Regions from separate parts of the Homo sapiens genome. Here region 1 is linked to region 2. A link is an interaction called in ENCODE POLR2A ChIA-PET data of the cell type or tissue named here. Cell type or tissue: IMR-90. All regions are shown on one strand. Each heading gives the region's core, and the rest is flanking DNA. Links, peaks and the distances in the headings are about the cores only.

What was found. ChIA-PET counts read pairs that join two places held together with the same protein. Peaks named below come from ENCODE experiments on the same cell type or tissue, not always from the same donor. Only the 100,000 strongest peaks of a DNase experiment are listed, where the experiment ranks them.
Region 1: POLR2A ChIA-PET joins it to region 2 with 10 read pairs; 3 of 35 experiments call an interaction of 5 or more read pairs at or near these places.

What each region holds. Positions count from the first base shown.
Region 1 is chr1:16,012,032-16,014,932 of GRCh38, forward strand. It overlaps HSPB7 (heat shock protein family B (small) member 7), which reads right to left. Exons shown (of 3, transcript NM_014424.5): 3 at 1,998-2,901. Among named protein-coding and RNA genes, the nearest start is that of HSPB7, 4.6 kb to the right of the region's middle. RefSeq lists silencers at 858-1,067, 1,218-1,477. In IMR-90, for the core only: no CTCF peak of the experiment used is centred there; a DNase peak (open chromatin) is centred at 1,350; H3K4me3 peaks cover 380 bases.
Region 2 is chr1:16,117,589-16,120,489 of GRCh38, forward strand. No RefSeq gene overlaps it. Among named protein-coding and RNA genes, the nearest start is that of EPHA2-AS1, 36 kb to the right of the region's middle. RefSeq lists enhancers at 572-1,245, 2,517-2,901. In IMR-90, for the core only: no CTCF peak of the experiment used is centred there; no DNase peak of the experiment used is centred there.

The DNA of each region.
Region 1 (2,901 bases), core at 357-2,856, 110 kb before region 2:
GTGAGCCACCACACCCGGTCATTTTTTATTTTATTTGAGTCAGGGTCTCACTGTGTCACCCAAGATAGAGTGCGGTGGTGCGATCACGGCTCGCTGAAGCCTCCATCTCCTGGACTCCAGCCATCCTCCCACTTCAGCCTCCCGACTAGCTGGGACCACAGGTGCACGTCACCATACCAGCTAATTTTCGTATTTTGTGTAGAGACGGGTTCTTGCCATGTTGCCCAGGCTGGTCTCTAAACCTTGGGCTCAAGAGATCCTCTCACCTCAGGCTCCTGAGCATGCGCTACTTCCATCTGACTTTGAAGACAGGGTTTGGGAAGGGGCTCTGAACATCTGCCTGGGCTCTTTGTGCTCTGGCTCTGGAGGGCTTCCTGGAGGAGGAGGCCTTTGGCCTCTGCTAGGCCTTCAAAGTGAGGAAACCTTCTAGGTCCTCTCTGCCCCTCCCAGTCTCTGGTACTACCTGACCTGGACTTTCTCACAGGTCTCCAGCCCCAGAGAGCTGCGTCTTTTCAATTTCCCCTACCTGCTGCCCAGGCCCACCCCCAAAGCTACAAGACGCGAGAGCCCCCTTTCCCTGTGGGGGCTGCCAGGGTGGGAGGAGGGAAGCTGCCTCAGCCCATTGGTGGTGGCGACTGATCCAGGTTGACCCAGCAGATGGCCTTCCAGAGCCATAGCAAGGATTCACATCCCAACCGTGCCACTTCCAGGCTGGGTGACCTTGGGCCAGTTGCCTGACCTCGCTGATCCTCCGTGTCCTTCTAGGCACACCGTTAATCATAGTACCTGCTTTGCAGGACTCTTGTGGGAATCAGCGGCGCGCCTGGCACACACTAGTTGCTCAATGAATGGGGCGGCTATAATTACTCTTCCGGGTGGGGGCGGGGCGCAGGGCCTGCAGCCAGGCCTATATTTAGCCTGGAAGGGGGTTGGGGGCGCTGGGAGACAAAGCGCCGCGGCCAGTCTGGGCGCCCAGGGGGCGGAGCCGGCGAAAGCCCCGCGGCCGACCCGCCCTCCCCTACCGCAGGGTCACCTTGGCCGGGCTGGCGGCCAAGGGCTCCTTCAGACCCGACGTGCCCCAGCGGCCCAGCGGCCGCTTGGTCCCCTGAGCAGTCCTCATCCTCGCAAACTGCTGTCTGGGGAGGGGGCTGCTGGGGGCTGGGGGTGGTTTTCGGCCCCACTGACCACTTGGGAAGCTGCCCCCTTTCCCAGCACCGGCCGGCCGAGGGAGGGCTCGCTGAGATCCGTACGCCAAGGTGAGCCTGACCCCGGGTGGGGGGCGTGGGAGGGGGAGCCAGGCTGGCTCCTCCCCCAACCTCGCGCCAATGAGTGTCGGGGCTGCAAATAGCCCAGTGGAATCAGTGAGTCATGGAGGCTGGAAATACCGCGCCCCCTCTGATCCCCTCCCCTCCTCCTGACCGCAGCCGGTGGAGCTGCACTGGGGAGCAAGCCTGGGGGTGTGAGGGGTGGGGGACCCCTCCGGAGAGCTCCCCTCCCCAGGCTCCCTGAACCAACCCGGACACCCCCGCCCCCAAGTTCCAGCTGGCTTTGCCTCTGGGGCTGTGTGACCCTGGGCCAGTCACTCAGACTCTCTGGGCCGCAGAATCCCCATTAGGTACAAGAAGGGCTTCAAGAGGGCAGGCGACCCGGTGCAGCCTGCCCACCTTTGCGTCCCTGCGCCTGGGACTGAAACAGTGCCCGCCACATAGCAGGACAGTAAATATCTCTGGAAGGAAAGAAATAATAAAAAGGGAAGGGCAGGCAGTTGGACGAGAAGGTGTTGCAAGGGTTTTCCAGAAACAATCCTGGGGTTCCTGCCCAGGGGGGTCTGGGGAGCCCACGGAGGAGGCCGAGGAACGCCCACATTTTGTGAGGTCTTCAGCTTTAACTTGAGCTACAACCCCCATCCCCAAATCTCAAAGAAGGTGTGTCTGTTTCTCTCAGGGTTTCCAGCCCTGCCCTAAGTTTGAGAACTCCAGGCAGGCGGCCTCCAGAAGTCTGTGAGACTGTCCTTTATTGTGTATACAGGTTCCAGCGTCAGGGCTCTCCCACGGCCCCCTCCCCAGTCCTCCCCCAAGGGGCCCAGAGTGGTGGGAGTGAGAGGCCACCCTAAGGCACACTGACCAGAGAGGCATGGAGGGAGGAGGCTGACTTGCCCTGGGGACCCCTGCTAACTGAGACCCACCCTTCCCCTCCACCCTGCTTCTGTATGTGGGAGACGAAACCAAGAGTCATTGGGGGCAGCAGGCATTTCCCAGGGTTAAGGCTGATGGAAGGTCCCTATCCCAGATGGGAGATGGGGGCTTTTCCTATGACTCCCCCCCATCCCCCAGCTGGAAGACGTGGGGAGGGTTGCATAGCCTTAGAGAGGTAGAATGAGGGGAAATACTCCTCAGTGCCCAGAGGTGGGGAGTTGAGAGCAGCAGTTGACACCCTGGGTTCAGATCTAACCTTCAGTGACAAAGCACAGCACTCAGTGGCTCGGGGATGTTTCCCCGTTAATGAAAATGGAGATTGTAAATCTGATTTGAGAAAGCTCTGAATTTGGCCTCAACCAATGGTAATGCTGAGTATTTGAAGGACAACGATAGGGGTGTGTGTGTTACACACACCGAGCCTATAGATTCATAGATTAAAGAGGGGGATGGATGGAGAGCTGACTGCCCGGAGGGGAAGGTGGCAAGAAGCTGGGGTCCAACCTCGAGGACCCAAAGCCCCATCCATGCCCTGGCTTCCATCTCTGTTAGGTGATCCTGTCTGCATGGGAGCAGCCCCAAGAACACAGGCCTGTGGGAGGGAGAAGGACCAGCCCCACCCCCAACCCCACTTGGCCTTGCCTGGAGGCCCCAGCAGGCGCAGGACGGCAGGAGTTTCATGCAGTTTATCACGAACCAGCTGTAT
Region 2 (2,901 bases), core at 106-2,605:
AAGAATCTTGTGTAGAGACTGAGTCAGATGTGATAAAATGGAAAAAATAAAAAACAACAACAAAAAGAATCTTGTAAAATAAAAGGAGGGTCGAGAGAAAAGCACAAGGAGACCTAGGCTCACTCACTGGGAAATTCACCGATAGCTTAGAGCAAAGCCCTGTGGCAAGGGGCTGGGCTCGAACCTTGGCGCTGCCACTTGCTAGCTGTGGAGCTCTGGGCAAACCCTTCACTTCTCTGCGCTTCATGATAGGGTGACTGGATCAATTATTGTCCACTTAAAGACAGAAGGCGAAAGGGGGAGCTATTACAACCAATTATACCAGGACAACAGGCCAAAGCCAGGACTGTCCTGGACAGACGGGAGATATGGCCCCCAGCTTATGGGGCAGTAGTAGGACTAGGTCACAGAGTTTTTGGGAGGATTAAATGAGTTAATCCTTGGGAAACACTTTGAACAGTGGCAGCACATGCAATGCGCTTAATAATTATTAGCTATTGGCATTTTATTACATACGCGTGCACACACACACACACACACACACACAAGCTCAGAGGAGAGGGCCAGACAGACACACCTGAGTGTCATTCAAGCCCTCTGTGATCCACAGCCGGCCACGATAGGAGCCTGAGGGAGGCAGGGTTAATGTGTCCCCATTGCCTGGCAGCAGAGCGGGCTCTGCAAAAGTCTCTCTCTCTTTTTTTTGAAATGGAGACTCGCTCTTGTTGCCCAGGCTGGAGTGCAGTGACATGATCTTGGCTCACTGTAACCTCCACCTCCTGGGTTCAAGCGATTCTCCGATTCTCCTACCGCAGCCTCCTGAGTAGCTACAATTACAGGCATGCGCCTCCACGCCCAGCTAACTTTTGTATTTTTAGTGGAGACAATGTTTCACCATGTTGGCCAGGCTGGTCTCGAACTCCCCACCTCAGAAGATCCACCCACCTCGGCCTCCCAAAGTGCTGGGATTACAGACGTAACCCACCACACCTGGCCTGCAAAGGTCTCTTGGAAAATGGGTGATTTGATTTGAGCCTGGAAGGGTGGGTGTATTTTCCACAGACAGAAATAGGGAGGGATGTGTGCGGGGGTGGGCGAGGGCTCATGGGGAACTGAGGGCAGGTCCGGGAGTCTAGACCGCATTAGAGTACAGGGGAGGGGTGCAGAGTCTGGGGAAGTGTGTCCTGTGCCCAGATGCTGGGATTGGTTGGCCGGGCCCATGAGGCCTGGTCCTGGGGGAAAGGCCCCTCCGCCCAGCAGGAGACCTGATCATGCAGCCGCCTGCTCTGCCAGCCCAGTGTGGAAGCTGCATCCATCCATCCATCAGGCTGCTGAGGCCGTGGGGAATGTGATGAGGCTGCTGAAATGGGGCCCGGGCCCAGCAGGAGAAAGGGGGCCCCCACCCCAGGCAGGGGTGGGATGTGGCTGCAGCTTCCCAGAAACTGGGTCTGGTTCTGCCGACAGAGACTGGCTGACGGTTTGGACTGGAAAGCCAGACCCAGAGGGCTGGAGTGGGGCCTGCTGGCCGGGCTACCTGGGGCTGCCCAGGGCTGCCTGGGGAGAGGGTGCCAGGAGTGGGGAGGGGGCAACTCTGTGGTGGGGGCAGGGGCCCCTCATCTCAGCCAGGACAGACTTCCTGGAGCCTTCCTCACTACAGACGGACAAACTGAGCCCCCGTGACACAAGGGACATGCCCAGGAGTCCACAGCCAAGTCAATAGTAGGCGCCCAACAGAACCTCTGTCTTCCCTTCCCAGTCCAAGGGTCTTCCTGCCGTTTCCTGAAAAGAACCCCAAGGTCCCCAAATGTCACCGAGCAGCAGGCAGTGGGATGAGCTGACTCTTGTCTCCTATGCCGCTTTGTCACCTCCTAGCTGTGGGAACTTGGTCTGATTACTGTAACCTCGCTGAGCCCCAGGGTCCCCAAAATGGGGATAAATGTATGCCCCTCAGGGTCATTGTGACCCTTGCATAAGACGGTGTGGGTCTTGGGCTGGGCATGATCACTGGCATGGCACACTCACTGGCACCGTGGCAAGTTAAAACCGTGTCGCCAGGCACCAGCCTTAGATTTCCTAATTAATTAGCAACTCCTCTAGGAACAGGCAATGCTAGAGGAACGCCCACCACCTACAATGGTAGGTGTTCAGAAACATTCAACTGCTTCTCCTTACCAGCTTTTGTGGTCCCTCCCGGCCAGCCAGAGGGAGCCCAGGACCATTGCACAGCACTCACCACATTCCCAAAACCCATATCCAGCTCCACAGGGCTCTTGGATCTCAAAAGCCCAGTCCTTGTCCCCCACAGTTCATTTGTTTATTGAACAAATGTTTATTGAGGGCCTACTGGGTACCAGACATAGTTCCGGGGAGGGACGATGCAGGCGCGATGCACAGAATGGGCAAAGGCACAGAGGGCCGGAGCTAAGGACTCAAGCACTTCCCGTACACATTCATTTGCCCCCTGTTCTAGCAGCATCTATGGTGCCCAAGGCCCCATCCCAGGCCCTGGGCTGCAGCTGGAGCTGAGGGGGTGTGAATGGGGAGGCGAGCAGAGAGCTTGCCTGTCCCTCCAGAATTTGCTAATTAATTAGGAAATCTCGGGCTGGTGCCTGGCGACACGATTTTAACTTGCCATGCAGACTGGGAGCAGCAGAGAAAGCAGGCATCTCCCTACCCAATGCCCCAGTCACCACTGCCTTCACCTCCTTCAGGGCTTTGCTGGATGCATCAAAGGCCCACCAAGGTCCCTGCAGCTCAGAACCCAGAAAGGGCTGCAGGCCCACTTCTCAGCAGAGAAGGCTAAAATCAGAGATGAAGGTTCTGCTAGGGGTGGGAATGAGGGCAGGGCTGCTGTCCTACAGCTGCTCCTGACACAACAGCCAGGGGTTAGGGTGGCATAGC